Regions from separate parts of the Homo sapiens genome. Here all the other regions are linked to region 3. A link is a contact called in ENCODE Hi-C or POLR2A ChIA-PET data. All regions are on one chromosome and are shown on one strand. The core of a region is the stretch at or near the end of the contact, and the rest is flanking DNA. Distances in the headings are between cores, read along the strand shown.

Region 1 (2,700 bases), core at 81-2,580, 2.2 Mb after region 3:
TCCATCTCCTTTGGATGCTCACTACCATTCACACAGGGTCCTTAAGTTTTCTCTTACTGGCTTCTGCAATGGCCCCCTTGTGGGCTCTCTGCTTATCCTTCTCTGCCCCCCCACCTCCACCCCCCCAAGTTATCTGTTCTCTACCAACAGAAGAATAGCTTAAATTGTAATCTGTCCACTCATTGCCTCACCAAGGCATAGACGATTCGTGATTTGGCTCCTGTTTTCTTCTCCAGCCTCATCTTCTTCAGCAACCTAAGTTTGAACTTCAAGACCTGTAATTATTACTCATTCTTCTCAACAAATTATTTGTCCCCGTGCTGCATCTCCTTTCTGTTCGGATCCGGATTTGCCATCCCACCCCTATTTTTGTAGTAGAAAATGCCTATTTATCTTTAAAACTCTAACCTACGTTAGTAAAGCTATCCATTCTTCACGCTGTACATCTTGATAAACCATACTTCCAATAGCAATGATTTGCTTTCATGTATGTCTGCCCACTAGACTGGACATTCCTTGAATGGCTCATACCAGGAATATAGTTGGTACTCAATTTGTGGGGAGCAAAGAGAGATAAGCGAATAAATGTCAAGACATAAGAATCTGTAGCTGCTAACTTAAATTTACGGATTTAGTGAAACTACTTCTCACAAGCTACCAAATCACAGTGCCATGGGGCCGCAAGATGATCTCAGTGCCACACCGACACCTGCAGAGTCGCAGGGGGGTCCGACACCCCTCAGAAAGAACTCGCAGACCGTCCGAGAAAGCGAATTCTCCAGGGGATCAGCAGTTAGATGAGGCCCAGGGCAGCCACGAGACCCTCCAGCCAGGGTAGGCGGCTGACCCGCCTCCTGGGATTTGGCCCGTGACAAGCCACGTCGCCAGCTCCGCTCTGAATACCCCCGGCCACGCCACACGAGCGGCCTCAACCCTGAGACGCCCAGGGAACATGAGCTGACCCTCTAGAAGCAAGATGGCGGCCTCCGCTCTCCCCTCCTTCCCCCAAGAACCCCCTCCTGGTCCCCAAAAGAAAGACAAGGACACCGCGGCAACGACGCCGAGATCCGGGAACCTCCGCGAGGCCCGCGGCCACTCCCGAGCCCCCGGGAGATGACTTCACCTCGCGGAGCTCAGAGAGCCGGGGGTGGGGCCGTCGGAAAGACAGCGCGGACAGCCCTCAGCTTGCAGGGGGCGGAGGCCGGGCAGCCTGCGCCCTCCGAGCCACTGTTCTGCGGCCCAGGCCCATGATCACCCTCCTCTCAGCCCACGGACAGGAAGTCGCTCCCCAGCTGCCCCGCCCCGCTCCCCAGCGCCCCGGAAGTGATCTGTGGCGGCTGCTGCAGAGCCGCCAGGAGGAGGGTGGATCTCCCCAGAGCAAAGCGTCGGAGTCCTCCTCCTCCTTCTCCTCCTCCTCCTCCTCCTCCTCCAGCCGCCCAGGCTCCCCCGCCACCCGTCAGACTCCTCCTTCGACCGCTCCCGGCGCGGGGCCTTCCAGGCGACAAGGACCGAGTACCCTCCGGCCGGAGCCACGCAGCCGCGGCTTCCGGAGCCCTCGGGGCGGCGGACTGGCTCGCGGTGCAGGTGAGCGATGCCCGCTCGGGCCGCCCGGGGAGGGACTGGGGCCACCCGGGCGGCGGCGGGGGTGTGTCCGGGCGGCGGCGGGCCGAGGCCCTGACGCGGGTTCGGGCTGCCGAGATTGCACATCCCACGTTCTGCCCGGGGACGAGCTGCGAGATGAGCCCGGCTGGAATCCGGGGCACCGCGTTCGCCGCTGTGGGGCGAGTGAGCCCCCGAGAGTGAGCGGCTGCGGAGAGGTCCCCTGCGCCCGGCAGCCGGTCTCAGTTGGCCTCGTCCGAAGGTCACCCCGCACCTTTCGTCCACGGCGCCCAAGTTCCCGCCCGGGCGGTGCCCGCGACCTGGGGCAACCCGCTGCCGCCGCAGTCCCCGCGCCTCACTCCACCCCTCTCCCCTCCTTCCCTTTCTTTCCACTCCTTGCCTGTGCTAGAGCCGCTGCTTTTTAAGCATCTCCGCCAGGGTTTTTTGTTTGTTTGTTTTGTTTGTTTGTGTTTTTTTTTTTTTTTGCCAGTTAAAGGAATGGTTTTTCAGACTTAAAGTCATTAGACTCTCCGCACTGAACTGAATACCTGGCCTTGGGCGCTTGCACAGCTTTAGCCCATTTTCAGGTAATCTAGCTTCTAATATGAGGAAGAGAATACATTTTGGGAGAGAGGTGTTTCCTCTGTGGTTCGTTTCTGAAAGATTTCCAGAAGTGGAAGATGTGATTGGCATGCTTTAGCCTGGATATATGTGTTTAAGTAGACGGGGGTGACGGCACACAGGGGTGGCAGTGTTGTTTCAGGATTTAGGGAGAATTAGGGAGTTAACTGGCCTGTGCTCGGAAACCTGAATGTCCAGACTTGTAAGAGCTCATCCAAGTGTGGCTGAGGTAGTGTGAGAAGTCCCGTGCCACGCCCTACGTGTCAAGCTGAAAAGCACCTAATTTACAAATTGTGTGGTGTGGGGGGGGAACAACCTTTATAAAACATGTATCATAAGTTAATTCTTTTCCAGAAAGTAAATTGCAACTTTAATCATATTCCAGAAATTGGATAACAGATTTCATTGGTAAACTCTTACAGTATGTTTATTAATGTATTTCAGTGTGTCTTATTAGCTCATGTTTTTCTGTCTCTGGTA
Region 2 (2,700 bases), core at 60-2,559, 2.7 Mb after region 3:
TTCCTTTAGCTAAAGGTTAGCGGGAATCACATTGCTGCTTAAAAGTTGTGACTTGAACCTAAATAATGTTCAATTACAAAGTCCATGCTTCCTTTAATCAAGTGTTCCTATTTTTTAAAAAAAGTACTTAAAGCAATTCGTTATTCTCATTTATTTATAATTCCATGACCACTGTCATCTCAAATACTTTTGTGTCTAATGTAGTAACTTTGCAGTAATTAAATACAAGCAGTGATGAAATCAAGTAATTATATTCAATTTTCCCTCGAAATTTTCACTTTTTTCAGGAGAAAACAATACTATAGTTTTAAAGTTTCTAGAACCTTTCTAGCTCATGAACATTTTCTTTACTCCTTAGCTCCAGGCTCAAAAGGGGTAGGGGGTTGGTGTAGAATACAGCAAGTTGGAAAACCACGTAGTTGCAAGTTGTAAACCACAGAAATCCCAGACATGCTAGAGATACTCTCTCTGTCTTTTGTATTTACTCTCACTAAAGGAATGGAAAACTTCCACTACCACCGATTTTCTTTTCAGGGAAGTTGGAGCAGAAGCCAGTGTAGCTCGAAAGAAAGATAAAAAAAAAAAAAAAAAAAAGAAAAAGAACTATTTCTTGAAACAAACTGGCAAGGCCTTTGGCAAACAGGAGGAAATGGAGAATTAGGAAAATCTGTGTACGGGTGGCAGTGTATTGGTTAAAAGCACGAGGGCTCGAAAACAGAACGTACGGCTCTGCCACTCTTTCGGATAATCTTCCGGAAGTCACTCAACTTCTCTAAGCCTCAGTTCGCTCATCTGCAAAATTGGGCTAACAATAGTACCTCAGAGAGGATTAGACAAAATAATCCACGTAAAGGGAATATTAGTACCGTGCCTGCCATAAAGTAAGAGCTCGGCAAACGCTGGCTATTATTATTACCTGGGGGTGGGTCTGCTGCTGCCCTGGGGAGTAGCCGAATTGCTGCTGGGACCCCGCGGGGGACCTGGAGTAGGAGCCAGGGTAGCCGCCAGGGGACGGAGACCCGAACCGGCCCCCCGGGAAGCTGCCGCCGTGTCGCGGAGAGTGACTGCTCCCGTACGGCCTAGACCGGGGCCCGTACGGCGGCGTGTGGTGCGGACTCCCGTACCCGTCTCGAGGGGAGGGCGGCCGTGGTCCGCCCCCGCCCGGGGTTCCCCGGAAGCTGCTTCCGCTACCCCAACCTCCTCCACCCGGACCAGGGTAAGGAGGAGTTGGGGGCCGAAAATTCTGTCGCTGCATATCAGGAGCCAAAGCCGAAAACCTCGCAGCCGCGTTCTCCCACCGGAACTGTATCAACCGGCCCTCCGCAGAGAACTGCTAGTCCTTTACCAAAACAGTCCTCCGACCGCAGCCACCCTACGGCACATCAGTTCCGGCGTCACAAAGGTTCCGCCAGGGGCGGCGGGATTACCTAAATCACTGACTTGGCGAGAGACTCAGTGGATTTAAGTGAAAAGAGGAAGAAAAGGAGACAGGAAAGGACGGACACCCAAGCCCAGCAACAACCTTTCCAGTCTGAGTGCCCTTGGTCTGACCGACAGACTAGAAGCTGGCCCAGCAGGCGACTAGTGCTCAGCCCCGCCCGGCGGGGGCGGGGTCTGCGGCGTCCGTGGGCGCCCCCCAGTGGCGGCGGGTGGCGCCGCACGGAGTTCGCCGCTTGCACCGGGACCGATGCCATCTGAGACGCACGCGATGCTGGCGACGCTGGCGAGGGTGGCAGCTCTGCGCAGAACCTGCCTCTTCTCCGGCCGGGGCGGCGGGAGGGGGCTGTGGACTGGCCGCCCGCAGTCAGGTACCCTCCGAGATTCGGTCTGGGTGGCTAAAGGGATCCCTGCCCCAGCTTGCCTCCTCGGGCGCCCTGAGGAGAGCAATTAGGGTCTGAAGTCTCTGCTGACCCCTTAGCGGTGGCTTTGCTCGCCTCCCTGCAACCCCGTTCCGTGGGCCTGCGGCCGGCCTGCCCCGCTCTGGCCGCCCAGGGTCGCCTCTGTCCCGTGCGTTGTTGTGACCGAGGGCTCCGTGCGCCGTGGGGTCCCGCTCCTGCGCGTCCCGCGGCTCGCGTTTGGGGCCTCTTTACTCCTGTCCTTTCGTCCGCCAAGTTTAAGTAACTTCGAAAATGCACACCAAGCCACATTTCAGAAAGGACTTTAGCCCGCTGCTTTGAATAACTTGACACTTCATGTACAATAAAAGATGCCCTTGTACAGTTACCTGTTGCAGAATTTTATTTAGAGGATGAAATTTAGCTTTACTACAGTGTTATAGAACTTTCTTTACTCCCTCTGAATTTGGGAATGGTAATCCACTATGAATCTTTTTTTTCCTTTTTTCTTTTTTTCTCTTTTTTTTGAGACGGAGTCTCGCTGTCTCGCCCAGGCTGGACTGCAGTGGCGCGATCTCGGCTCACTGCAACCTCCTCCTCCCGTGTTCAGGAGATTTTCCTGCTTCAGCCTTCCGAGTAGCTGGGATTATAGGCATGCGCCACCACGCCCAACTAATTTTTGTATTTTTAGTAGAGACGGGGTTTCGCCATATTGGCCAGGCTGGTCTCGAATTCCTGACCTCAAGTTATCCTCCCGCCTCGGCCTCCCAAAGTGTTGAGATTACAGACGTAATCTCTATGATTATGCGCGCGGCCCACTATGAATCTTGAAATTAGTTGCAGGATGCAGGATTTTTTTTTTTTT
Region 3 (2,839 bases), core at 96-2,595:
CAGGTCCCGACCCGCCTCCAACTTCAAATGGCCCCCTAGGCGGGAGAGGGTCACTGGGCGGGGAGTTCCTGGCTGTGCGGTCACACACACACACACCGACTCACACACACACCCACAACACCCCCCCCACACACACACACTCACACACACACCGACGACACACCACACACACATACATACGCGCGCGCGCACACACCACACACACACACACACACACACACACACACACACGCCGCCTCGCGCGCGCTCGCGGCACAGCACCGACTTCCCAACCCCAAACACACGCGCGCACCCCCGGGACAGCTGAGTTCTGTATTTCCTCTTCCTCAAAGCGACTCCGGCGATCGCAGTCGCCACTCTCCGCTCCGATTCCCGGGCCCCCTGGCATGCCGCCGCCCCCTTCTCTGAAGGCGCGCCCGGTGCGTCCCCTCTCCGAAGCCGAGATTTCCACGAAGCTCCACAAAGCTCCCCGCCGCCTCTCTCGGTCTCGGCGGAGACCCCGGTGTGTCCCCGGGAGGAGAGTATTTACTAACCAGAACCTCAGGGGCTCCCGGCTGCCCAGACCGCCCTCTCCGGCCCTCCTGGCCCCCATTCCTCTGGCCCATCACCGCCCCCTCCCACGAGCGCGCTCGCCGGGGGATTCCCTCCCATCCCCGAGTGCAGGAGAAGACGCCGAGTCTGAGCCGCAGCCGCTTCTCTAGCTCTATAGGAATCTTGACTCCAAGATCCCAGCCCCACATCCCCCGTCCCCAGTAACCCCGCGCCAGCGTCGCAACCCTCCCGCGCCCCCCCTCCCGCAGACCCTGGTCGAAATGTCTCGGCGGGCTCCCGGGCCCCGGGCCCTGCGCTTCATCCGCGGGCGCCGCACCTCCAGCGCCCCCTCCCTCCGCTCCCACTCCCACTCCCGCCATCCCCGGAGCTCAGACTTCCCCAACTGCAGAGCGCCCCGACGCGCCCGCAGCCCTCACCCTGCCGAGCGCGGCGGCCACCCCCGCCCGAGCCGCGGCGCCCCCAGGGAGGAAACAAAAGTGTCTCCGCGGCGCCCGGAGTCCCCCGGAGCAGGACGCCTCCTCCCGGCCCCAGTCCCGGCCCCCTCCCCTGCCGCGCCGAGGTCAGCGAGTCGGGGCGCGGCGCCAGCCCAGGAAACTTTACGAACCTGCTTGGGGTCGCAGGACAGCAGCGGCAAGGGTTCCCGGCGATCAGAGCTCCGGCGACCCGCCACCATTGAAGGGGAACTGGAGGCTCTGTCGCCCAGCGTGGGGCCGCGGCGGCGTGGGTGGCTCTGCCTCTATCCTGTGCCCATCCTCGCCCGCTCCCGCTCGCCCCAGCACACGCACTTACACTCTGGGTCGGCCGGCTGCTGCACCGCCGGCTGCCGCTGCTCTCACTTCCTCTTCCTTCCTCCTGCTGGCCAGAGACACATTTTGCATCTGCAAGGCATCCGGAGATCAGCCGCGAACTCTCCTCCCGAGCGGACGCTGCGGAGTTGCAGCCGCCGCCCCCGGCACCTGCGCCAGGACACTCGTGGTCTGCGCGTTCGCCTTGCGCCCGCACCCTGCCTGGTCCCTGCCCACTGCACTTTGCCTAGGGGGATGCCCACGACTTTTTGAAGTCCCCCTACTTAAAAGACAGAAATGTCAAACACCATGCATGCCTCAGATCTGCTATAAATAATATGTGTGCAGAGCATGACTTCGATGAGCTCACACACGGCGTTTGGAGGCACTAATTAACTCCGTCACCCTCATAGCGCCATCTCCGGGAGGCCAAAAGCGAGTAGCATCTTTTCACATCCTTTTTTAATTTTTGGCAACCGGTTCCGGATATTAAGGGGAAACTTCGGTGGGCTGTTTGAACGCTACTTTAAGACGTGTTTGTTTTGACGCTGTGCCTCTACCCTTGGACAGAGTGGCAAAAAAAAAAAAAAAAAGTTTCCTCCCTCTCCGTCGACATCTATGTATTTACTAACCCTGCAATTGAAACTACAAGATGTATTTCTAACCAATTAAGCCAGGGACTTCCTAATTTTGCATAACTTTGCATAAGGCAAGACGTTCCACCCATAATTTGATATTTAGAATAAATTACTTAATTCATGCAACCTACTTAAATCATTTTCAAAGCAGAAATCAAAAACGTTAACTCCCAGCCTAGCTGGCAGGAGGGAAGAGGGTTGCAGGCGAACCACCTGTCCTCCCCCAGTTCAGAAATACCTACATTGGCTCTACCGGAAAAGTCAAAGGCAGTTCGGCATTTTCTTCTAATTGGCAAAGGAAATAAGTCGGGGGCAGGGAGGCATCAGAATCAAGGTGGAAAACTAAGCTCCCTTTTAAGATCTTCCCCCTCAAGAGCCACAGGCAGCTGTTGAGCACTTGAAATGTGGCTATCCCTGAGATGTTCTGTAAGTGTAAAACAGACATACAATTCAGTATTTTTAAAATGAATGTAAACTAACTTGTTAAGTATGTTTATGTTGATTACATTATTGCAATACATGAGAATAGTCTGATGTAGTAAGTCAGTTGGATTCGTCATGTGTTGGGTTAAGATATAAGCATATATAAGATTAATTTCACCAGTTTCTTTTTACATTTTCTGATGTAGCTACTAGAAAATGTAAGGCTACACATAGGCTCTCATTAGTGGCTCACCTTATACTTTTAATGAACAGCTCTGATCTAACTCCTTATTATACGCATGACTCTGGGAGGCAGTATTAGTATCAAGAGTGCCTGGGTCCAGATGGTTATAAGCCAGTAACTAAAGCAGGGTGACTGCAGGAAAGCAACTTAACTTCTGTATTTCCTCATCTATAAAACAGTAATGATATAATAACAAA

What was found. Hi-C counts contacts between places; a loop is a spot of excess contacts on that map. ChIA-PET counts read pairs that join two places held with the same protein, here RNA polymerase II (POLR2A). Pooled maps may share reads with other maps.
Region 1: a map of B cell shows a loop between it and region 3 (14-fold over the local background). The contact joins the promoter of RALA here to the promoter of ELMO1 in region 3. A Hi-C loop is called at or near these places in 2 of 168 maps with a recorded cell type or tissue (B cell and naive thymus-derived CD4-positive, alpha-beta T cell) and 5 of 50 pooled maps.
Region 2: a loop to region 3 is called in a map of CD8-positive, alpha-beta T cell, with 8 times the contacts of the local background. The contact joins the promoter of MPLKIP here to the promoter of ELMO1 in region 3. A Hi-C loop is called at or near these places in 2 of 168 maps with a recorded cell type or tissue (CD8-positive, alpha-beta T cell and naive thymus-derived CD4-positive, alpha-beta T cell) and 6 of 50 pooled maps. POLR2A ChIA-PET finds 5 or more read pairs at or near these places in 1 of 52 experiments (T-cell).

The regions. Positions count from the first base shown.
Region 1 is chr7:39,622,242-39,624,941 of GRCh38, forward strand. RALA (RAS like proto-oncogene A) reads left to right here and starts at 1,331. Exons shown (of 5, transcript NM_005402.4): 1 at 1,331-1,584. It overlaps LOC107986785 (a long non-coding RNA gene), which reads right to left and starts at 1,236. Exons shown (of 2, transcript XR_001745175.2): 1 at 192-1,236. RefSeq lists an enhancer at 1,207-2,054 and silencers at 1,381-1,890, 2,485-2,534.
Region 2 is chr7:40,133,313-40,136,012 of GRCh38, forward strand. It overlaps MPLKIP (M-phase specific PLK1 interacting protein), which reads right to left and starts at 1,310. Exons shown (of 2, transcript NM_138701.4): 1 at 917-1,310. The coding sequence starts at 1,255. It overlaps SUGCT (succinyl-CoA:glutarate-CoA transferase), which reads left to right and starts at 1,693. Exons shown (of 14, transcript NM_001193313.2): 1 at 1,693-1,808. The coding sequence starts at 1,709. RefSeq lists silencers at 1,036-1,105, 1,566-1,765 and an enhancer at 1,316-1,385.
Region 3 is chr7:37,447,519-37,450,357 of GRCh38, forward strand. ELMO1 (engulfment and cell motility 1) reads right to left here and starts at 1,346. Exons shown (of 22, transcript NM_014800.11): 1 at 1,157-1,346. RefSeq lists silencers at 986-1,035, 1,046-1,095.